Regions from separate parts of the Homo sapiens genome. Here regions 2 and 3 are each linked to region 1. A link is a loop called in an ENCODE intact Hi-C map of the cell type or tissue named here. Cell type or tissue: GM12878. All regions are shown on one strand. Each heading gives the region's core, and the rest is flanking DNA. Links, peaks and the distances in the headings are about the cores only.

Evidence for each region. Hi-C counts contacts between places; a loop is a spot of excess contacts. Peaks named below come from ENCODE experiments on the same cell type or tissue, not always from the same donor. Only the 100,000 strongest peaks of a DNase experiment are listed, where the experiment ranks them.
Region 2: a loop joins it to region 1, with 2.0 times the contacts of the local background. A loop is called at or near these places in 5 of 110 quality-filtered maps.
Region 3: it touches region 1 in a loop (2.5-fold over the local background); 7 of 110 quality-filtered maps call a loop at or near these places.

The regions. Positions count from the first base shown.
Region 1 is chr18:64,122,594-64,130,965 of GRCh38, reverse strand. The region is part of intron 2 of LINC00305 (long intergenic non-protein coding RNA 305); the gene reads left to right. It overlaps LINC01924 (long intergenic non-protein coding RNA 1924), which reads right to left. Exons shown (of 10, transcript NR_033881.1): 2 at 3,527-3,581. Among named protein-coding and RNA genes, the nearest start is that of LINC00305, 22 kb to the left of the region's middle. In GM12878, for the core only: no CTCF peak of the experiment used is centred there; a DNase peak (open chromatin) is centred at 3,525.
Region 2 is chr18:64,198,915-64,207,286 of GRCh38, reverse strand. The region is part of intron 2 of LINC01924 (long intergenic non-protein coding RNA 1924); the gene reads right to left. Among named protein-coding and RNA genes, the nearest start is that of LINC00305, 54 kb to the right of the region's middle. In GM12878, for the core only: no CTCF peak of the experiment used is centred there; DNase peaks (open chromatin) are centred at 3,736 and 4,860.
Region 3 is chr18:64,406,442-64,414,813 of GRCh38, reverse strand. It overlaps LINC01924 (long intergenic non-protein coding RNA 1924), which reads right to left. Exons shown (of 10, transcript NR_033881.1): 6 at 7,556-7,693; 7 at 2,431-2,509. Among named protein-coding and RNA genes, the nearest start is that of LINC01538, 150 kb to the right of the region's middle. In GM12878, for the core only: a CTCF peak has its summit at 5,100 (motif pointing right); no DNase peak of the experiment used is centred there.

The sequences.
Region 1 (8,372 bases), core at 172-8,171:
TAGCTGTCCTTTACCTACAGACTAAAGCCCCATTTCATAGGATGGTATGAAAGGTCTTTCACAATAGCGTCTCCCCTACCTCTCCAAGTTTATCTACCATATCTCCTTCCTATGCAACATGAACATCTCAATCTTTCTTAAACAAGCAATTATTGAACAAGGTGGTTCAATAATCTGGAATGTCATTGCCCTTTCCACTTCTGTCTACCAGGAAACTCATATTAATATTTTCAACTGAATTCATCAATTACAGCACAAATATCAACCCTTCTGTGAAGATTGTACTGAATTTCTTAGTACAGAGCTGATGAATCCCTCCTCTCTGTTTCCATAGACCTTTTTCAAACTTTTATTTCAGTTAGTCCATTATGTAAAAAAAGTTTACTTATCGATCTTTTAATGCATAAGGTAAGTAAAATTTATTGGGAAAAAAATGTTTTCTTTTGCTATGTATTTTTTTGGAAATGTGTTTGGCGCACAGTAAGTAATATATTATTGATTGATTGGGTAACTGAAAAGGTAGAACAGGTGGATGATAATGATTATTCTTTTGATTGGCAGAATGGCAGAACTTAAAATAAGAGATTTAAAACACACAGAAATTGTAAGAAAAAGGGACCTAATTATTCTCCAATGTGCTAAGCACATAATACATAAAATTGAGTAAACAATCACTGAGCACATATTATGTATAAAGCCTTGAACTAAGAATGAGAAGCACAAAAATAAAAGCATAGTATCTCCAAATTTATGAAATGCACAAACTACTGAAGGTACATAGAATGCATTAAAGTAAGTTTTGTATTTATTTTGGCTTATCATCCATGGTATATAGGGTAAAAGAGAGTGTTGTAGGAGATATATCTAATGTAAATGATGAGTTAATGGGTGCAGCACACCAACATGGCACATGTATACATATGTAACAAACCTGCACGTTGTGCACATGTACCCTAGAACTTAAAGTATAATTAAAAAAAAAAAAAGAAAATGACATGCACAGACAATTGAAAACTGGCATATACTCCAAGCAGTCTTCTCAACATTTAACTTTAAGCCCCTTTTTCTTTTTCTAGTTAATTTGTTTTGCGAAATGAGTGTTTTGAATTTAACCTCTTTCTGCCTTTACCAATTCTACAAAATAAACATGTTCATGTGAAATGGCTACAAGGAAGCTACAAAAAAGAAGCAGTTGGAAAGATTGCAATTGTCCATGAACTAAGTAAATATCACATAAGGCAAAATGTAAAATAAGAATAATATTATAATGGATATTTTCAGATTTCCTTTTCTCATATCTAACCAGGTCAACTTTAAAGGTTTGCAAACCTCAGCAGAAGATTCCTGAATAGGAAACATGGACAATTAAATGGATTTTTAATATTTATTCAAATCTATTTTTATTTTAATAATAAGAAATGTCAGTTCTAACTTCAGAGGAATAACAGCAAAAGTATGGAAGTTGTTCAGTAGAACACTGTGAAGCATTGGGGCATCCCTGCAGCTCTTGGTACCCAAGGCCCTTAGCACAGCCAAGAACAGAACATGCTCCATTTAGGTATGATTTTTTAAAAACCTATCCCCATACCCCCAATTTTTTAATGCAACTTCTAACATTAAATCATATTAAAAAGAATACAATTTTAAAATTAGCAAATCAGTCATTTAAGAGGAAAGACAGACACATCAAATAGCTTGCATAATTTTATTGTTCAACTAGGTGTTAATTTTAGTACTAGAATTCCAGAAAGTCAAAGTAAAAAGAAAACTACATTGCAATGTATTCCTTCTACCTAATTAAAAGAAACAAGAGCCTTTTAGTTTTTGTCTTCCTTGGAAAGTAAATTACATTCCCAGAATAAGGCACTCTTGAAGAAATTTAAAAATGTATCGCATGAATTCTGTAATAAGAGAAAATGGACTCATAATAGACAATATCTTCCACTGAAGTTTTATAAAAGATCCAAAGCAACCAATAAAAAAGTATTTTTACAATTGATCCCGTGTAAAAGACAGCCCACTCAGGTTCTCCACTCCTCATTTCAGGGACAATATTTAAAATATTTAACAACAGAATGGCAGAAGCCTCAGTATTGGTGCAGAGTTCCGGAAGAATCTTGCTGTGTCAGGGTTATTTCTTTTATTTGCTGGATTGTGGGAATCTCCTGGGATCCTGAGGGAGGTTCTTTGACCGGAAGGGAGTTACTTAGGAGGCTGAATGCAGTGACTATTTATCAACTGGCATAGAAGTATTTTAATATTTTAACAATTGGTATGGCCATGCCCATACACGCAGCAGTGTATGTAAGTCTAGAGTGGGATATGAAATACTACCTGTGACCAGAAGAGCAAATAAATCATAAATTCAGAGAATTTCTCCCAGCACTCCACCCCAATAATTTTAAGGTGATGGCTGGCTGCGATTTTCATTTCAGTGCTCCCAGGTAAATCAAAGGCAGCTGCCAGTCATGTTGAACACACCCACCAAGACTGTAGTTGTGAAGCTTTAAATAAAATAACATCTTGCAGTAGGTAAAGGTTTTTCAACTTCCTTTTCAGTTTATGTTAAGAGCAGTTCAAGATTGTGACCTGGAGGTGACAGGTGACAGGTGGCAGGTGATGGTGTCACAGACTAAGAATTTATATCTTTTCCATTCACCTCATTTGGGTCAAATAAGCCAAGTTGATGAATAGCTAGGCTCTTTCTACATTGCACAAGTAGCTCAGGAATCTTGCAAATATCACTCTTCCAGAGAATCACCTTTTCTATTTAAATCTTTAGAAAGTCAAGCTACATTGAATGTAAGTGACTTGGGTTGTTCATTTTGCAAAACAATTAGACAGACACCATTATTTGATTTAATCTGACACTTTACATTAGTCTCATGCAGTGACATTGGATGTCATTGATAGCAACCTTAAAAAAGAAAAAAAACCCAAAAGAAGGAAAAGATTTCTTACTGGAGTAACCTAGTTCTACCTTGAGAGCTCAGCATGTAAAACTGAAATCAACCTCCCTCCTCCCAAAATTAGCTCAGTTACAAAAACCCAAACTTCCTCATTCCTAGCATGTTCAGGGCCCTCTACATGAGAATAAAATTTAGAAAATAGAGTAATCCACGAGAGAAATTCAGCCCTATTATTTAAGGATGTTGGATGAGAATAGCAATGCAGAAACACACATGGGAAAACATGGGTTACTAATGACAACCATCCCACATAGCAGGTAGAAGTTCGAACAGAGATTGGGTCCATTGGGCTGGCTTCCAGGGACTTGATAAAGGGGTTGCTTCCTTGGTTATCTTACCATGACCTGAGGCTGATTCCAGGCATACTGTGTGAAAATAGGCACTCTCTGTTCACACACATCTCTGGACAGAACACATATAAACCAGGTTTTTCAGGATGAAACCAGGCTGATAATTCATTAAGCTACAAGGAGGCATGAGACTATTTGGACTGAGACATGGGCATTGGCAAGGACTTGGCCATTGAGATTTTAGCCTTCAGTGTCAATTTCACTTACCAGTGGTGTGGCCTTGGCACCGTACCTCACGTCCCTGAAAGCCTCAGAGTTTCATCTGCAAGATAAGGGTAATGAAATTACCTCATGTCATTATTGTGAGAGGTTAATAAGTGATACATGTAAAATGTTTACCACAGGGCTAAGCCACAAAGCACATGTTCAGAACCTGAGAAAGCAGGTATTAAAGAAAGCAGAACTATAGAAAGTATATTATAATACCTGTAATATAGCAGTGACAAGGGACCCTAAATATTGAGATGAGGGAGCAAAAATTAAGGATAAATTATTGTTTATTTCTGATGTTATTTTGGACACCTAACATGTTATTTGGTTTCAAAATTGGTTACTTGGCAGGGGGCGGGGAGGAAGGTTACTCTTCCATTGATCTGTAACTGGGATATATGTAGTTAAGATTTAAAAAATTTTCTAGACCATGTAACAAACATGCACATGTACCTCCGAATCTAAAATAAAAGTTGGAAAAAAATTTTCCTGCAATCAAAAGTGCTTAATGTCTGAAATATTTTCCTTACCTGATTAGAGACAATGAGGTTTAAGTAATTCTATGAATATTATAATTTTTGGCAATTTAATACAGTGGACTGATAAAAATCCTAAATCAAGAGTAGTTATTTGGAGAGATCTCCTGAGTGCTTAACATTACACTTGGGGGTGAGAGATGTAAAGATGAAAAGTCTGTAAGCAACATGAAACTACAGCTGGACACGCTTTGATCACCACTCAATCACTCAATCTCAAGCATTAATTTGATCATTAAGATGCATCTCATAAACATTTGTGGAATGAATGAGCCAGTCTCAGAATTCCCATACTAAGAAGGGAAGGAGATGAATGAATAAATTATTAAGGGCAGCTCTGAGCAATCCTATATCTCAGTGAACAGCTCCTTGTTCATAGAGGCTGAGCGAGAGCCTATGTTGGTCAGCATGTCTAACCGAATGGCCGAGAAGGGGCCTAATAATGCCTATTTCGATTTTAGAGAAAAAAATAGTAGTCCCTTAGCGTATCTTATAAAATAGCTGCTATTCTTTTTCTTGTGAAAAAAATATAATTACTGTAATTTTTTTAAGAAAGTATGTTCATTGCAGAAAATTTTTAAAATATAGAAAATAATAAAGGAATTGAAATCACTTATAATGCTATCATCTAGAAATGATCCTTATGAAGAAGGTTTTAGTATAATTACTTCAACTGTATGAATGATAATTGGAACAGAGGGAAGATTCAAGAAGGAGAGGCCATATGAGAAGCTATCATCACCATCTAATTGCAAGGTAGCTCAGTCTACTTGTGCTGCGGTAACAAAATATCACAGACTGGGTAAATTATAATGAATCAAAATTTATTTGTTCATGGTTCTGGAGGCTGAGAAGCCCAAGATCAAGGAAACAGTGTCCAGGAAGGATTTTCTTTCTGTGTGATCTCACAGTTCTGGAGGCTGAGAAGCCCAAGATCAAGGAAATAGTGTCCAGGAAGGATTTTCTTTCTGTGTGATCTCACAGTAGAGGGACAAAAGAGAGTGAGACAGAGAAAAGAACCAAACTCTCCCTTTTATAATTACTGCAATAACAAACCCACTCCCCCTGATAATGGCATTAATCCATTCATGCCTAATCACCTCCCATTAGGCCCCAGCTCCCAACACTGTTGCATTGGGCGTTAAGTTTTCATTGCATGGTTTTGGGGCAACACATTCAAACCATAGCACAAGGTAATAAGTATCAGACTCACTGTAAAAGGATTGAGGAAAGGAGGATAACAGGACAAATTTAAGAGACAGAAAGATAGATTTAAGACATATATGGATGGATTTAAGATACACATGTATGTATATATTTTCCTTTTTAAGTAAAAAAAAATTGCGACATACTTAATGTATCTCATTAAACATATTGCAATGATAATTAGTTCAAAAGATTAACCATGTAATGCTACTGGTATAATTAAGGGATAAATATTTGAGAATACGAATTAAGATAAGAGTAATAATCTTCAGGGATTTTTTTTTATTTAATTGTGAAAGAAAGGCCAGTATCTATTTTAGAGACTTGGAACTGAAATGTGGGTGAGAAATTAAGATGAGGGGAAAAGATACTGGGAGCACTGGGGTATGAGTGGTAGCAGATGCCCAGGGAATCACTGAGTCACTGAGAAGCTGAGTGCTAAAGGCAGGGTGAAGGGGGAACAGACTTTTACAAGTTGTCCTCAGCTAGAAAACCAGGACAAGGCAAATGAAAAACTAGAAGCAGGAAATAAATAGTTTAAGTGTGGAGGCAACAATTTCATGTCTTAGCAAGATTTCAAGGATGAATGTTGGTGGTAAGACAGTTATTTACATGCTTTTGATTGAAAATATTCTACAACTCACTGTGAGCAGTGTCAGAGTACTAGTAATTAATGGAAATGATGGATGGTTAGGAAAAGAAAACAATGAATATATACCATAGGTTCATCAGATCAAAAAGTGCTTTCATTGAAATTAATTCAGAGCAAAAAGATATTGAATTTGGTGTTAGACTTCCTAGGTTAGAAGCCTGGTCATTCCACTGATGAGATGCAGGATTCTAGACAGTTTATTTAATCTCTCTGTGCTTCTGTTTTCTTCTAAAAATCAGGAAAAATAAGACAACCACCTCACAAAGGTAGATGTGAGGATTAAATAAGCACCTATAAAGCACTTAATTCAGTGCCTGATACATAGTGACTGCTATGTAATTGTTTGGCAGTATCATCATCATCGTTATTATTAAATGATTAATAAGATTTTATTAGAGATCAAGAGCTCAAATTTAATACAACAAACATTTTCTTAGCATTTTATAAATGCAATTACTAGGAAGAGCCATTGGGACATATTAAGACTTGTGTTTGGCCTCAATTCATTTTTTAAAAAATTTAATCAGTTTGGCAACAAGCTTTTACTGAGTGTCTAGATATGCCAGGTGTTCTACCTGGCAGAGCATGGAGACAATAACATGGTGTGATTTTAGCACAGGGTGATTAGTGCCATGACAGAGGCACACACAGGTGCTATAGGACCACAGAGTAGTCATCTTTTAGTCAGGAAGATGTCTGTGAACTCTTCCTTAAGGACATGAGGAAAACCAGTTGAGAGAGATACAGAACTGCAGGCTGGCCATTCAGCCATTACATTCAACCAGCTAGGTTCTGATCCGTGGATGACCATGCCATGCAGAGCTTAAATACTGTGACTGTCATTCCTGGAGAAGTACAAGACTAATCTGAGGTGTGTGGATAAGTGAGGAGCAAGGGGAATATCTCAGAAGGCTTTTGGGAAGAGGTAGTTCTTAGAGTTGCTATAACAGAGTGCCTGAGACTGGGTAGTTTATAAGGAAAATAAGTTTATTTAACTCATGATTCTGGTGACTGGAAAGCTCAAGACTGGGTACCTGCATCTGGTAAGGGCCTCACCTCCAAAAGCAGAAGGGAGCCAGTGTGTGCCAAGAGATTACGTGGTGAGAGATGGGCGGGTTCCTATGGGGACAGAGGAAGTGGAGGAGGGTGCTGTCAGGATCTTTTTAACAGCCAGCTCTCAAGTAACAAATACAGCAAGAACTCCCTCATTCTTGACAGAGGGCATTAATCTTTTCATAATTAATCCACCCACATGACCCAAATACCTCCTACCAGGCCCTGCCTTCCAACATTGCCACCTTGGGAATCAAATTGGAACATGAGGTTTGAAGAGGACAAACATCCAAATCATAGCACATGGACCCTGAATGATAATGCATTAACGTATAGAAATGTGAAAGGAAAGAGCATTCTTAAAAAAAAATAAATAAAATAGGATAAGCCAAAGGGGAAGGTTGGGGTAAGTGAGAAGAAAAGCATGTAGAATATGTATTGAGGTACTGCTGCTATGTGAATTTATTAGCAGAGAAAGGGGTACAGTGTGATTTTTTTAAAAAAAGACTGGGCATTTTCAGAGGGCCTGGTGGCATAGGAAGGCCATTTTTGGATTAAGTAGTCTGATTTGATTCTGAAATTTATGAGTCTTAAATATTCCTAAAAAAGAAGTGCATTATCAGAAGATAATTCCAAGTTCATTATGAAGGAGCTAGTGGAAGTAGAGTGGCATATTTGGCTATGACTACAATCCAGATGAAAAGAGAAGAGATAAACTAGGGAAGTTGCTTAGGAAGACCAAGAAGAGGTAACCGCTTTCACCACTTCTATTCAACATAGTACTAAAAATCCTAGCCAGATAAACCAGGCAAGGAAAAGAAATTAAAGGCATCCAAACTGGATAAAAGGAAGTCAAGTTATTCCTGTTCACTGATTATATAATCTTACATCTAGAAAAACTAAAGACTCCACCAAAAATCTCTAGATTTGATAAATGAATTCAGCAGGATGCAAAATCAGTGTACAAAAATCAGTATTAATTCTATATACCAATTACAATCTGAGAACCAAATCAAGAAGACAATCCCATTTACAATAGCTACAAAAAATAATGAAATATCTAAGTATATATTTAACTAAGAAGGTAAAATATTTCTACAAGGAAAAATAGAAAATGCTGATGAAAGAAATCATAGATAAAACAAACAAATGGAAAAACATCTCCTGCTCATGGATTGGAAGAATTAATATTGATATCATTAAAATGACAATCCTGCTCAAGGCAATCTACAGAGTTAATGTAATCTCTATCAAAATACCAACATCATTTTTCACAGAATTAGAAAAACAATCATAATATTCATACGGAACACGAAAAGAGCCCAAATTGCCAAACCAATCCTAAGCAAAAAGAACAAAGCTGAAGACATCATATTACCTGATTTCATATTTTACT
Region 2 (8,372 bases), core at 233-8,232, 76 kb before region 1:
GAATATTATAAGTACATTACAAATGAAGAACCTGGGGCTCAGGCCAAGGTCACACAGCCAGTTGGGCCGAGAGTGGGACCTCACAGGCAGGCGGTCTGCCCCCAGAGCCTACCTGCTGGCTATGCCAAGTGGCCCTCACCTCATATGAAAGAGCATGATGGTAGGAGAGGGGCTGGGAGTCTCTAGTGGGCAGGGTCCCACACCTTTGTGTAATGTTGTGTGAGGGTGAGAGGTACTGAGAATAGGCTCTGTGGGGTAAGGAGAGCTTGACCTACAGGGTCAGCAGGAATAAAAGGCTTAGAGCTGTTAAACCTGTTCCTGTGTTTGATTGCTCCAGATACAGCCTCCAAGGCACTGTGGGAGAGGGACTGAACTGTGGGTGGGCTGGTCTAAGGCCAGCTACTGTTAGGGTCTGAGCTACTGGGACAGCATAACCCTGAGCCCCACTCAACAGACACAGAGCCATGGGAGCAAAACCCCCTCCTAACCCACCAGGACAAAATGAGGATATGGCCAGTAGCTGAGCCAATCCGAACTTGCTGAACCAAGCAGACTCAAGAAATCAACCCCAGTTATCCTCAAATACATATCTGAAAGAGACAAAATTATTAATTGTATTTATGACATTTGTGAGTAAATAAAAAAATGCATTAATATTTCGTTAGCACTATTAAGATCAGCTAGAAGAGTATATGTTATGCCAGTTACAATTAGGTTACTGGAAGATTTTTAACTTGCAACTTGGAAATGATGTTTGCCTGCAAATAATTGAGACCTACACAAGGAAACAAAGCACAGGTGCTGGTGAGGTTGGGGTACAAAATGTAGAAGTAAGCTAGATGGATTGAGTGGGTGAGATATGGAATAAGTGGTGGGAAGTCAAATGCAAAATCAATTCAGTTTGTCAATATTGATTCTCTATTCTAGCCTGGCGTGGTTTTTCCTCGTCACACACACACACACACACACACACACACACACACACACACACACACACACAGCATAAGATTACTCAGAAGCTGCTACTGGTATGAAAATGTTATGTTATTAAGTTAGTAAACCCCATTATTCGCCAGATTTCATATTTCAGAGTCTCTGTAACAGAACATTGTATCAAAAAACAGAAAACAAGTCTCACTTAAGAAAATATTTGATTTTTCTATGCTTTTGTGCTCTACTCTTTTCATGAATAACAAAGAATAATGATACTGTAATATTAAGAAGAGATTTGTTCACTTAAAACTCAGACATTTCCCATGAGTGAGTTCATTGAATTTGTTGGCTATCTACTCTAAAGTACTAGACACTCCAGTACCTCCAGAAGGAAAAAGCAATGAGAGATTGAACGTTCCCCACAAGGAGACTGAATTATTGTTGAATATTCAAAATACATACAAGAGAGAAAAAAGGTCTTAAGAATGTTTACAGAGCAGTCTTCATTTTAGTATAAATTATTATAATGCAAATTGCATTTTAATATTGTCTAACTTAAATCTTAAGAGAGAAATAGATTAGGTACACACTGCCCATTTCATAACTGAGTCGATTAAAATTCTGAGTGAGAAATTGGTAGAGTCAAGAGTGAAACTCAGATCCTTTGTATCTAAATCCTATGGTCCTTCTACAACACCCCATGGCATCCTTATTTACATTTTTTATTGATAATCAGGGAACAGATCACCATTGAACAGATATAATTTAACCTGAGTTTTGAAAAAAGAAAATGAAGAAGGCATTCAGTGTTAGCAAGCGGTATGCGCAAAGCTGTTAAGTGGAGTAGTCCTCTGAGAACAAAACAATCCTGGGCTCATCCCAAAGTTTAACGACAAGTCCTGGGAGAATTGAGCTGATCTGCCGTAAATGAAGGACCTGCCAGAGCGCAAAACAAAACTCTTTAAAAGAAGAAACAAAATCCAGACTAGGCTCCAGTGTGCAGCAGACAATCAAAGATTACAAATGAGCAAAGAAGCAAAAAAAGATGATACACAGGAGATGGGTTAATGGTGGGAAACTCTCAACAGAGTCAAAAAAACAAACCAGACAGGATGGAGGTGTGGGCATTAGCAGACAAGGACTTTCATACAGTTCAATAAGATGATTTTTAGAGACTTCCGGGTCTAATACTCTATGGAAAATGTACACAGTCCTTCTTTAATTTGGGAAGAGTAGTTGCTTCATTGTGATTCAGCAAATTATCAAGCACTTCAAAATGTGCGAGGCACTGTGAATAACAAAATAAACAAGAATAAAATGACCCTGTACCTTTGTGTAACCTGGAATCTGGTGGGGCGATGGGAATTAAACATGTAATGTTCGCTCAGTACTATGAGTGCTAGGTTGGAGAGAGTACAGTGCTAAGGCAGAAGGAATCTGACTTGCTGGAAGGTAAAAGCAAATTGGAAGTGGTGAAGTAACTAAAACTTTCTGGAAAGCTACTGACAAATTTCTGTACCCCATGTTTTAATGCTGCTTGGCTCAGTCTTTGAGTTTGTGCTCCAAAATTCCTCAGAGAGGCTGGGTGCAGTGGCTCACACCTGTAATTCCAGTACTTTGGGAGGCTGAGGCAGGTGGATCACCTGCGGTCAGGAGTTCGAGACCATCCTGGCCAACATGATGAAACCCTGTCTCTACTAAAAACACAAACAATTAGCCGGACGTGGTGGCGGGTGCCTGTAGTCCCAGCTACTCAGGAGGCTGAGGCAGGAGAATTGCTTGAACCTGGGAGGCAGAGATTGCAGTGAGCTGAAATCGTGCCACTGCACTTCAGCCTAGGCAAAAAGAGCAAAACTCCATCTCAAAAAGAATATATATTTTTTAAAAATTCCTTCAGAGAGGTAAACCAATTCCTTATACTCTAAGTGGATATTTGTTTTGTTTTGTTTAAATTTTTGTGGGTAAATGATAGGTATATATATTTATGGGGTACATGAGATGTTTTGATATAGGCATACAATGTGAAATGAGCACATCGTGGAGAATGGGTTATCCATTCACTCAACCCTTTATCCTTTGAGTTACAAGCAATCCAGTTACGTTAAGTGGATATTGAGATGTACTGTTTCTTAATGCAGAAATGGAAGTGAAAGATAATGAAAAGGATAGTGCTGCATTCTGAAATTGTCACCTGAGGAAGCAAGCCCTGAGCTCTGAAAAGAATGTGATGTAGGCAGAATTGGTAATATGGAAATAGAATAGTGTAAGCCACCTCTTTGAGGGAGGAAATCAGAAATCAGAAACATAGGTCTCCTCTTAAGAAGAAAATTATCTTTAATTGAAAAGAAACTATAAAAGAATAACTGGGATATAATATACTCGGTTCATTCAGGAAATGCTTTGTAAATTGCCTTCTCTGTGCTGATGAGAAAGCTGAAAGATATCAAATATTTATCTAACTAAACAATTTGCCTAGTCCCTGACTAATCAACGTGAGGTAAAGACAACAAATACGATTAAGTTGAACTGTGTTCTGTCGTCTATCGCAAGTTACAAATCTCTGTTGAGTTTTCTGAATTTGATGGAAGGAAGTAAAGACCCTTGTTCCAAGTTATTTGACTGCAGCATTTCTCTTTCTTTTTGTAACATAGCTCTTTAAACACTCTGTTTGTATAGACTTAAAATGTTATGAAAGTTTTAAAAAAACTTTTTTACTCAAGCATAGCATCCACCATAAGGAAATTTTGAAACTTTTGGTAATTTCCAGTCATAAAACACATTGTAGGAGGTAGTGATGATTTTCATCTGCACCTGTTGTTAATCAGTTCCAGAGTAAATTAACACACAGTCCGCTGGTTTTTCGCTTCCTTTTGCTTTTATACCTAGAACCAGCTGCTTTGTTTCACATCCAATATATACTTCATGGAACCTCTGGTATATGAAATTGCAGCTTTTTTGTTTTTGCTCTGCATGGGTTAAGTGGAGTTATGCTCCAAAGCCAATGTTTTTGATTCCGTGAAAAGAATCCTGTGACCTTGTGGAATTCTATCCTCCAAAGTCCTGGGCTGATTTACAAACCATCATTGCTTAACGGGATAAGGGGCCACATCTAGACCTTTCTTAGCACAGATAAATTTTTCTATTCTCTTCTCCCCAGTACTTCCTGAAACACCTCTGCTCCACAAAAATTTCCATTCTTCTTTGCCTTGCGCAATGCTGTGTGGGCTGCTTGGGTGGCTCGTCATCACAGAAATCTTTTTTTTTTTCCGTCACAAGAAAGAGAACAACCTTTCAGGGGCTCATTTTGTTTCCTGCTCGCTTCTCTGACAAGCGAAGTACAGATATGCATGTGGCAGAGTGAAAGAAGTCTGCCCGGGGAAGCCTCAAGACCTGGTCTGCACTTGTGCCTTTTTCAGGAATTATAATTACAAACAGCTCTATAGTGCTCATGGCTGAGCTCCTGTAAGCAGAAGAGGTTTGGAAACAGGCAGGACCCAGAGAACTCTGAATTGTTTCTATTATTTAGGGTCTCCACCACTTTGTTTGCCAGCAATGGCTAAAAACCAAACCTCTGAAGGGCTCAAATTTTCAGGAAAAACACCCTCAGTACATTAATAGTACATTTTCATCTTCTTCAGTGTCTGTCTCATGCACACTTCTTAGGAGAGATAAAAATATTACCTAGTGTAAGGTGTCCACCCACCTTTTGCCCTCAGACTTCTGTACTTAGAACAAGGTTTGCAGAAAAGTTAGCAGGAATATCATCCGTCTCTGAAGCCTCCCTAACAAACTCAAAGAAAGGCACCTTAGGGCCTCAACGTAGAAATTATTTTAAAGCATGTTGAAACCACAAATGGCATGCAAATAGATGCTACAGAAAAACAAAGCACTGTGAGAACTAATGACCTCAGAGCTTGCAGTTCTCAAGTAACCTCTGTAAAAGGTCAATACAAGAGGCAAGATTAAGAAACAGGAGCCGAAGCAGACTCTTCACAGACGAGCAGGAGGAAACAGGCTAACGGGCCTCACTTTCTCATGGCACCCATGCAAGCTCATTCATGATGCAAACCAGGCAGCTGGTGCCAGAATTCGTGTCTTTGTAAACATCTCTGCTTTCTAAAAGAGAACATAATTCTCCTCCCCTGGTGTATTTCTTCACTTATAGCTGTCTGAATTGAAAAGGCAGATGTTTTATTTAGGGAATTGACTGCAAAGGTGATTGCTTTCAGGTGAAACAGTTAATAAATTAAAATTTAGGGAACAAATAAGTCTACTTAGGGAATAGAACTCTACCAGCTAAATGTGGAGAGAAAAGAGCTCAGCCTAGTTGTTCTTGGAATAGCTCTGTGGATAATTACATAATTAGGAGAGCAGGGTGGAGGGGCACAGTCGTATTGATTAGCTGTCTAGAAATTGCCCTATTGCTAAACCTGGAGGCAGACATTTTATTATCGAAATAAAACCTGTTGTACAAGACTCAAGTCTCATACAAATGCAAGTGTTATAAGCAATGCAGTGTACTTTACAGTGCCCCAAACCCTTGGGATCTCAGCTTCTTTTGAACAAAGTCAAACATACCCCCTTTTAAAAACTTTCTGCCTTAATCCCACTCCCATTCCAGCCACTTCAGTATCTTCCTGTAAACCTTCACTGAAAAAATCCTGAAGAGTAAACTCTACCCACCAGTTCCAGGCCCTCATTCACCATTGTTCACTTTTTAATTCACTCCAACCTCATTTCTGCCTGTGCCATTTCTTGGGACCTCTCCTGCCAGAGACCTAATCATTTCCCTCCTCTGAGCCACTGAGGACACTTCAATCTGCATATTCTGAGACTGCATGACAATGTCTCTGCTGACCACTTTGTCCTTCTGAAAGCCCATCTTCCCCTGGTTACCAGGAGCCCACAACCTCGCAGTGTTCCTCCTCTATCTCATATTTTTATATATATTTTTTGCCACGCCATCTCATAAGCTCACAGAATGGTTTTGAATAAATATTTGTTCCATAAATAAGAAATGTAAAAGAAAAGTGAAAGAATAAATTCGACTTCTGAAGAAACATGAGGTGAGGTGTGGTGCTCCACAGTCATTGTTTCCTTAAATTAAGCTTCTTCAGGTTCAGTGTCTTGATCATGCTCATTCCTAACATTTGCACCTGGGACAAGGGTGCAAACAAAAGCCTGGGATCCATAGAACTTCCATCTTCTCTTCTCGCTGTCAACTCTGGCCTGAACCAAGAGGGGCCAGGTATATGGGCCAGTGGACAATGCACTGTAACTTGCAAGCTTCTTCCACCACCATCTAGTAGCTGCCACAGTAGCCACCCTTTGGCTATTCCTCAGAACAAAAGATAAGCAAACAGCAGTTCAGCCCGCTCTCTGAATGACAGGCAGGGGAGAGGCCTCTGCAAGCTATGGAAACCAGCTTGGAGACTTTGCGTCCAGAATTTGGAGGTCTGGACCGTGTCTAACAGAGGAGAATGGAGTAGGTTCTGAGAAGGCATATCCCCTTGACCTGCAGGAAGAGCACAGTAAGAAGAGAGCCAGAAAGGCCCCTTCTACAAAATACCTGGCCCGGGGCAGGGGCCTGGGCAGGCGTTCTGCTTGTGAGACTGGTCTCCATCATCTTTTGGCATTTTAGTTGAGAAGCCTGAGGCTCTCCTTTGGTTGTCCTTAAGAAGAATTAGAGTCAGGCTCAGAAGCCCAGAAAAGCTTCTCATTCATTCTTGGGGCATGTGTCTTAACCTGGGGTGCTCTAGAAGGGTCCATGTCACTATCATCACAGTTTCTATACATTCTATGTCCTCTACACATCCTATACTTATTTTATGGAATTGCATTTGTGATATTTTTTACATTATATTTTTGGCAAAACTTAATAGAAGATAGGCACAAGAAAGATATCAGGGGATAATCAAACAATACTGCTTTTCACCCTTCTTGGAGGCTGCTAAGGACCAAATGAAAAAAATTATAAGCAAAAGGTTGTAGAAAAGAGATGGATAACTTAATCAGACAGAGGCTTAATTAAAAACTAATGAAGTGAAGACGCTGGGCTTACCCAGTATGCAAATTATTTCATTGTATGTTACCCTGTTCGCTCATTTCTAAGCTAGTATTTTCAACTTACTCATATGCATCTAGAGAAAAATAATACTTTATTTAGCAAAATTCATCATGTATACTACCAATCCGTATCTGTTTATACCCATGCATTCAATCATTTCACATGACAGAAGAGCAAAATTTGGGGAAACTGTATGTGTTGCATGTGATTGATGTTGCTAAATATGAGTATTTATAAAGGAAATGCAAAGAAAGAAAAAATACCAATATGTTAAACTTGAAATGATCCATAGACTAAAAAATCACATCATTTCTGGTCTGGACAGAAACACTTGAAACTGCAAAAACCCTTTCCCTCTTTTTTTCTGTCTCCAACCACACAACCATGGAGCTGTAAGTTCTCCTTTGAATACATCAGGCACTTCTACATATCTGTGCTTTTGCTCATACTGGTCTGCACAACCTTAAAAAGTCTTTCTCCCTTTATCATTGGATAAGACTGTCATCATTCTTCAAAGCATAGATCAAATACTCCTCACTTGTGAAACCTCCCTCCTCCCCTATGCTACTAGTCAGAATCAACCATTTCCCGTTGTTGCTACAGAGTGTGATGAGACTTAAGACTCTGGGTTCAGGTATTGGTTCTGCCACTGGCTAGCTGTGTGATTTTGGCTAATTTTGGTCACTCACCTTCTTTATCTTCTTTATCTATAAAATAGGGACAATAATAGTATATACCTCATGAGGTTCTTCTGAGTTTTAAATGAGCTAAGAAAAAAAATACAGATTAAGGATTCAGAAAGAAGGTCTGAGACACTGTAAGTACCTAAGAATGTTTGCTATTATTATAGCATGCCTTCATTATTATACATCATATGAATGGTGACATGACCCATTTGCCTATTCAGTTTGCCTATTCAGTAGCCTATCAGCACTTTGAATTTTTGTTATTATACTTTAAGTTTTGGGATACATGGGCAGAATCGTGCAGGTTTGTTACATAGGTATGCATGTGCCATGATGGTTTGCTGCACCCATCAACCCGTCATCTACATTAGGTATTTCTCCACATGCTATCCCTCCCCTAGTCCACCACCCCCCAACAAGCCCCACTGTGTGATGTTCCCCTCCCTGTGTCCATGTGTTCTCATTGATCAATTCCCACTTACTAGTGAGAACATGCAGTGTTTGGTTTTCTGTTCCTGTATCAGTTTGCTGAGAATGATGGTTTCCAGAGGAACTTAAACAAAGTTATAAGAAAAAAACAAACAACCCATCAAAAAGTGGGTGAAGGATATGAATAGACACTTCTGAAAACTAGATATTTATGCAGCCAACAAACATGAAAAAAAGCTGATCATCACTGGTCATTA
Region 3 (8,372 bases), core at 269-8,268, 280 kb before region 1:
AGACTTAACTGTTACCCCAGGTAGTGAGGATCTCAGCTTTAAAATCAAATAATATTGGGCTTGAAAGGAATCTCAAAATGTCATCTTACTAATCTATCCACCTGATTAAAAGAATTTTCTCTGTAGTTCCACTTCCCACAATCATAATAATGCCCCTACCTAAACCCTTCCAGCTATTGGCTACCCACTGTATTATAAAAACCATTTCCATGTATGATGGCTTTGCTTATTGAAAAGTTAGCCCCAAGGTTTAGCCATATTTATTCAATGTCTTTGTTTCTGTCATTTTAGTTCATCAGTTTCTGAGCTCTTCACATTCTTGTCAGTCTCCTACCAATACAGTAATTACAAATGAAAAATAAAATCCTAGGCCCCACAGCTGACTGACCAGATCTACTCCCAGCCAAGGGGACCCCCGAAAAACCTAAACAACTTAATTCTCAGCCATGACAGACAGGCAGGTCAGACACGCCTCACTATACTCTGTCTTTTGGAGTTTGAGCATAACTGACCAGCATTAATATTAAAACAGAGATTTTAAGACTCACAAAATAGACTCTTTGTGGCAGTCTTGATACTCCTACTAATAAATGTAAACACTGATGTTGAACACGCCTTAATGATCTGGGATACTTCTGGAAACTAAACTTATGTTCTAGTTTATGTCCATAAAATGATAGGTTATAAAAAAAAAAAGACTGATCAAAAAAATGCCTGAGGATTTTAGGGGCTCGATATGAGATACAAAATTGTAATCAAGACCCAAGACTATGCAAGGCAAGGGTTGAGCCAAACACTACAAACCATAAAAGCTTGTTAAACAAGGTTTTTAATATTACATGGTTTACTTTCCAACCTTACTCTGGCACAGCATCACATGACAGATAGCAGATCCTGAAGGAAAATCGGAATATTTTACCCCAAATTGTATTTCTTCAACACATTCTGAAAAGGCCCTGCAAAGTCATTTTTATGGCGGAAATTTGCATCTGAAAACTCTCTCCATTAATGTAGAAGGCCAAGCCTTCCCTTTCTAGGCCTTTCCCAGACCTAGGAGAAATGAACTGAGAATCTGACATCTTTTCTTTTTTTTTTTTCTGACGCAGAGCCTTGCTCTGTCGCCAGGCTGGTGTGCGGTGGCGGGATCTCGTCTCACTGCAAGCTCCGCCTCTCGGGTTCAAGCGATTCTCCTGCCCCAGTCTCTCCAGCAGCTGGGATTACAGGTGCGTGCCCAGCTAATTTTTGCATTTTTAGTAGAGACTGAGGGGTTTCACGATGTTGGCCAGGATGGTCTCCATCTCTTGACCTCGTGATCCGCCCGCCTCGGCCTCCCAAAGTGCTAGGATTACAGGCGTGAGCCACCGCGCCCGGCTGAGAATCTGGCATCTTTAAAGAGGTATTTTACCATCTATTCTGTCTGAGGGCTGCCACCTCTGAGGCTTCATCTGCATAGCGAGTCTTTTTCTCCATAACCCCCTTATCTTGATCCTTGCTACTGACTTTTAAGTCTTTAGTCAAAGCTTAACGCTTCCAAACTACTGCCAGTCAGAAAATCTTTGAATCCACCTATGATCTATAAGCTTCCTCTTCAAGATATACCGCCTCTTTAGACTGGACCAATGTATACCTTCTACGGATTGATTTGTAATTTTACCCACCGTTTTTGTCTTGCTAAAATGTATAAAACCAAACTCTAACCAGAACTCCTTAGGGACACTCCCTCAGGACTGTTCCAGACTATCTTTGCTGGGCCGTGGTCACTCATATTGGCTCAGAATAAACCTCTTTAAAATGTTTTACAGAATTTGTTTTTTTTTCCATTAACATAATTATTATTATGCATATACCAGGAACTAAGGTAGGGGCTTTAAATTAATTATTATAGCAGTCCTCACCACAGCTCTATAATACTTTCTAATGATAAAAAGTAGTCCGTCACTAAAAAGATGGTTATTTCTAATGACAAAGGAAAACAGGCATACAGAGTTAACCAAATTGTCCAAAGTCATGTGTTCTTTAATTGACAGAATCATAATCTACTCTAAATCCTACCTTTTACATTAAGATAAATTACTTCTTACTCATTCTGATAGGAAAATGCTATCATGTATTTCTATTTTCTGTATTTCTTATTTGATACACTTAACATGTATATTATGAAATATATTTATATGTATATAATTTATTTCAACATATATAAATTTATATACATATATAAATTTATCCGTTTATATTTATACATATTTATATGTATCTTTTATAATATACAAAACAATATTTATATTTATAAAATATACATACACAAATATATTAAAATATACTTGTGTACATTTATATTATATATAAACAAATGCATAAGAATGTCATAAAATATATTTGATATTATATTATTTAATATTTAATAAAGCTCATTTTGAAAATGGCTTTTACCTATATCTCAACTCTGCTATCAGGAATCAAGTAAGTTTGCAGTCCATAAATGGGATGGGCACAGAATAATCTTGCAGGCCTAGAATAGAATTAGCAGCAGGAATCAAAGAGCAAAATGCCAATAGAGAGTTGAAACAGAAAAACAAACGTCATAACCTAAATTTCTTGTGACTGAGTTCTTTCTCAGCCATGTGAAATGAATATGCAATTCCATTCTTAATACCCCTACTAATAAATGTAAGCATTGATGTTGAACACGCCTTAATGATCTGGGATACTTCTGGAAACTAAACTTATGTTCTAGTTTATGTCCATAAAATTATAGTAAAAAAAAAAAAAAGACTCTAATCAAAAAATGCCTGAGGACTTTAGGGGCTTGATATGAGTAGTTGGTGACCCAGAAACCTCCAAGGTGACACCTAATTACAGATACATATTAATACCGGTAGCATTACACAGTGGCTTTTACTAATAAACTCTAACAAATCAGAGAACGGGTTATTTGTAGGGGTGTAGAGCAGAAATAGATCTGGGGTTTTTTCTGACAGAGATTTAAGAGAATCTAATTATGAATCAGAAAAATCTGGGCTTAATTCTATTTCTGCAATTCACTTCATAACTGGGAAAACCACTTATCCTTATCTATAAAATAAAGATGGGTTTGTATTCCTACTCCAAAATTTATTGTGAAAATGACATCTTTTTAAATAATATGTTGAAGAGCCTTATAAATTGACAAAGAAAATGGGAATTCACGTATTTAATCAACAAATATTAATGAAACATCAGATATTCTGTGGGAGGCACAAAACACAGCAGACCTAGCTGCTTTGAACTAGGTAAGAGCTGCGCCACCTAAAACAGCTCTTCCAATAGAGCTTTCCATGGCAGGCCACCTAAGTCAGGGAAGGTCACTCAAAGTGAAACCACAGGAACAGAAAGACTAGTCCAAAGACTGTTGCAAAGATCAGACAGCAGCTTCAGGGAGCTCAAACAATAGCAAGGGAAACAGATTGAAGCATTATTATGGAGGCAATAGGTATAAAGCTTAGTAACTATCATTTGTGGTGAAGTAGAGAAGGGGAAATAACTGAACTGATCCCAGCTTGCACGATTCTTCAATGGGACTATTTCAGTCAAAATAGAGAATAAAAAAATTAGGTTTGGAGAAGTGTAGGGTGTGAATAGATGTGTGTTTTTGAGCAGCGAGCAGCCTAAGCTATTCAACTGTTAGCCCTAACAGTGAATTACATCTGAGGCTCAGAGAAGAATTCTGGGTGGAGATGTGAGAGTCAACAGTTTACAAGTGATAATTGAAACCGCAGGATGAGTGCATAAAGTTAAAAAAAAAAGGTGAGAAGAGATAAGGTGAAATAAGAAAAGGGTCAAAAACAAAACCTTTAGAAAGAACACTTAAAAAGTTAGGCAGAGACTTATAAGAGTCAGCAAAACAAAGGAAGGCGACCTGAGGTCAAAGGAGAACAGTGTAGTCTCACAGACGTCAGGAAAGAAAAACAGTGTTCAGGAAGAGAATGCTCAATCGTGTCAAAAGCTAGAGAGTGTTATATCATAGCCATCAAGAGTTTCATAGTGAAATGAAACAGCCTTTGAATTCCAGCTTTGCCCGGTATGGAGAACAACTTATGCAACCTCTCCAAGCTTCAGTTCCATCTTCTTTTAATTGAGGAAAGGATGCCGTCTCTCTTCCAAGGGCTGAAATGCTTAGTCTTGTCCTGATTATATAAAAAGCACCCAGCAAATATTACCTGCTATTACTAGTTTTAACTATTTTTAATAAAAAGAGGGATGAAAAGTAACTACTGCATTTTTGTAAGTGGGACATGACCTGTCCACCTTTAAAGAGTACATTCAGAGTGGTAAAAGTAGGAAGCTGACTGCATTGGGTTGAAAAGCATTTGACTGAACCAGATAAGATTGCCATTCTATACATCAAAATCAGTCCATTATCAGCAATGTCATATGATTCAACCTAGTCCACAGTTGAATAGTTGGGGAGATATTAACTGTTCGTTATTTTTTAATATAGTCTTGATATAAGGTGACAACTAGTGAGAGATTTGGGGGCTGGGAGAGTTGGTTTTTATTTTGTTTTAAAGAGAAACACGTACGCATATTCATAAAAGAATGAGCAGGTGCAAAGGAGGAGAATAAAATTAGATAAGAGGAAATTTTTTTAAGTCATTCAAGAAAGCATAGAGTAGCCACCATAAGCACAAGCTCTCTGTCTAGCTATTGACATTGAAAAATTTACTTAACCCCTCTATTACTCATTTTTCTCATCAATAAAAATAATAGCAACCATCTCATAAGATTATTGTGAGGTCTCAGAATAATACCCAGCATGTATGATGAGCTCTCTACTTAATAATACATTATCATTATTACTACTGCCATTGTCAATGTTACCAAGGCCCCATAATCCAACAAGTCGACAGAGGAGACTTTCCAAGTGGGTGAAAACATCAGTTACCTCCATGTTCTATTCAGGGACCACATCCCTGAATAGAACCAAGTATAAAATCCTGCCCTAGACACATGTATACATATGTAACTAACCTGCACATTGTGCACATGTACCCTAAAACTTAAATTAAAAAAAAAAAAAAAAATCCTGCCCTAGAGAGTCTCTTAAATTTCACCACCAGAGGGCCCCATCTTTGAACTCTAAAGGCTTTCCTTCAGCTGACAGAAGGCCTCAATTAGTTTGAAAGTTAAGAGAAGGGGTATGCTAGTTCCATAAAGATGCCATGACAAATAACACAAACAATGGCTGCAAACAGCAGAAATGTACCCTCTCTGAGTTCTGGAAGCCAGAAGTTCTAAATCAAGGTGCAGGCAGAGCCCTATTTCTGCCAGAGCCTTTGAGGGAAAATCCTTCTTTGCCTCTTCCAGCTTCTGGTAGCTCCAGATGTTCCTTCACTTGTGCTCACGTAACCTCAATATCTGTCTCTATTTTCACATGGTCTCTCTGTATCTATGTCTCCTCTTCTTTTCCTTATGAGGACACTTGTTACTGGATTTAGAGCCCACTCAGAGCTCATCTCAAGACCCTTAAAGTAGTTACATCTGCAACGATACGTTTTGCAAATCTTTCATGTTCACAGGTTCTGGAATTATGGACACTACTTTTCATGGGTCATCATTCAAACTACAGAGGATATTTCCTACATCTTTTTCACCTTCTCCACACGAGGGGCACAGGTTTTACTTATCCCTAGAGGTCATGAACTAACCAAATTTATCTCTGATTCTCAGCATTTTCACAATATTAAACCCATTTAGTTTAGTATTAAACTAAACTAGGCATAATTTAAATGGTAAATAAGGACATTTAAATGTACAATAAATTGTTCTACTTTGTCTAGAATAAGCCTTGCTATGTGTAGCATTTCATAGTAATTGAATCTTTTACTTTTATTCAATTATACTACAGACACCACCACAGTTTTGGGGGAACAGAGGAAAAGTGATATGAAAATTTTTACAATTTGGAGACGTCTTCTTCGAAAAAATAAAATTTGGTAGTATTTAATATGCATGTATTGCCTAAAATATATTTTGTTTTGTTTACTCTACATAATACTATGTTCAATGAAAATATGAAACTGCAAATGCTTTAATATGTGTTTTAACATTGACATTGCAAAAGATTTGTATTATATTACTATTATGACACACAATAATCACAAGGATTATGTGACATTATGGCTTTCCAAAAATAGGTTTCTATTACTTTCATAGACCAATCAAAGCAAGAACAGACCTAGCAATATATTTGTTGTAATGCTTCCTCAAAAATAGGAAACTTGAGCTATGTCCCAAATATTCCCATAGTTAAGCCAACTTGAAGCGGTTACCCTCCCAGAAACATCAGTGTCTGCAGGGTGAGTAGCACATTAGACTTAAAGATATGAGATCTATTACGTATCTATTATAACATTGCATCTGCGCAGCTGCATATTATAAGTTTTTTGTTTGTTTTTCCTTTCTTTCCTGAGACAGAGTCACATTTTGTCACCCAGGCTGGAGTGCAGTGGCACGATCCCAGCTCACTGCAACCTCCGATTCCTAGGTTCAAGTGATTCTCCTGCCTCAGCCTCCTGAGTAGCTGGAACTACAGGCGCCTGCCACCACACCCGGCTAATTTTTATATTTTTAGTAAAGACGGAGTTTCACCATGGTGGCCAGGCTGGTATCTAACTCCTGGCCTCAAGTGATCTGCCCGCCTTGGCTTCCCATAGTGCTGGGATTATAGGCATGAGCCACTGTGTTCAGCATATTATGAACTGGTCTTCATTTTCAAAGATGATATCTTTGAGTGGGCTGGAAGAAACTGTCTGTAATTTCACTTCTGGCTTTCACATGCTACGTCCTCCAACCTACTACCAGCAGAAATGTCCTTGAGTTGTTTTTCCTATCAAGAAATTGTGCTGACCCAGACTGCTTCTGTCTCCAGATTTGTCCTGTGACACATGACAAACATTTACAAGGTAGAGATCATGACCAGGGGTGCAATGTGTGGCTTTCGAGTGGAATGAAGCTAATTGCCCTACACAAAAATAGATCAATGATCTTGTTAGCACAGCACTCTAAGCAAATGTTTTTATGCAACAGGTTCAAATTCTGTGTGCAAACACAGAGAGGTGCACACAAAGAGAGGTGCACACTGTAAAATGCAAGACTGGTGACATCCAAATCAATCTAAAACAAATCCAGTCCACTTTTCATGTGCTAGAACCACTAATTCTTTTAATCAAGGTAAAGTATCTTAATTAGCACAAATAAGCATTTCTATGGTAACAGATGCATATCAAACTCAATATTTGTATTTGTGACATTTCTTTACTTGGATGAAAACAGTAGTCCAGAGAGTTTATGTATGCGTATGAATGTGTGTGTGTGTGTGTGTGTGTGTGTGTGTGTGTGTGTTTAATTGAATGTGAATATTCAGCAGGTTTATTATTATCCATATAAATAATACCATTAAACAAGAAAGTCGTGTGAGAAATAATATTCTCTTAAAGGTGGATTTTTGACCTTCTAGTTCAGTAGCAAACAAATAAATGAGAGATAACCACATGTTCACTAATTTTATAATGCCCACCTTAGAGATGCAGCATGTTCTTCGATAAAGTTCAAAAATAACATTCCAATTTTCAAAAAGGCTGGCAAACATATTGCCTACTAAATCTCAATGGTCCAGCGGCTTCTCTGGCTCAGTAATCCAAACAACATGTCATTCCTAGAGGGCCAGAAATATTGCTATTTGAACACAAAACAATCTGGAAAAAGATGGCTTTCTGCTATGATATATAATAAACCACTGGAACTTTTGTTGACAATCTAAGGTATAAAGGAACTTTCACAATCCAGAATTAAATCTTACAGCACCTACAGATTCTTGTGAACCTGGGTTCTTTTTTTTAAAATTTGAGTCATAGACAGTTGTATGGACATAGTTACACAATCTTGAAGACATCTATTGTATTTATTTGTATGTATTTTATTTTATTGTATTGTATTTATATCTCCATGAATAAGTCAGACTTGCTCTATCCAAACTGATTTTCACAGTGCATTATGAGTTTTCCTTCATATTTAGGATATTATACATTCTAGTTGCACAGAATTCTATGTTACTTAATACATTTGCAGGCTTTTGAAACTATCTTTTGTTTCACATCATTTCTGTTTTGACTTGAATTAATTCGTAACCTTGAGGCTGTATTTCTGCTAGCTCATTTGGAAAAAAAAAAAAGCTGTCATCTAAGGGAGGTGAATTAAAGTAGGTTAAAGAGAGAGAGAACTTTTGTTAACTGAAGGCCCCAAGACAAGAAGCATGATCTGTTCTGTTAAATAATCTCTTTTCATAATAATTTTACCCTATTATTTCAATACTGACCCATCAGCCTTGTATGGGG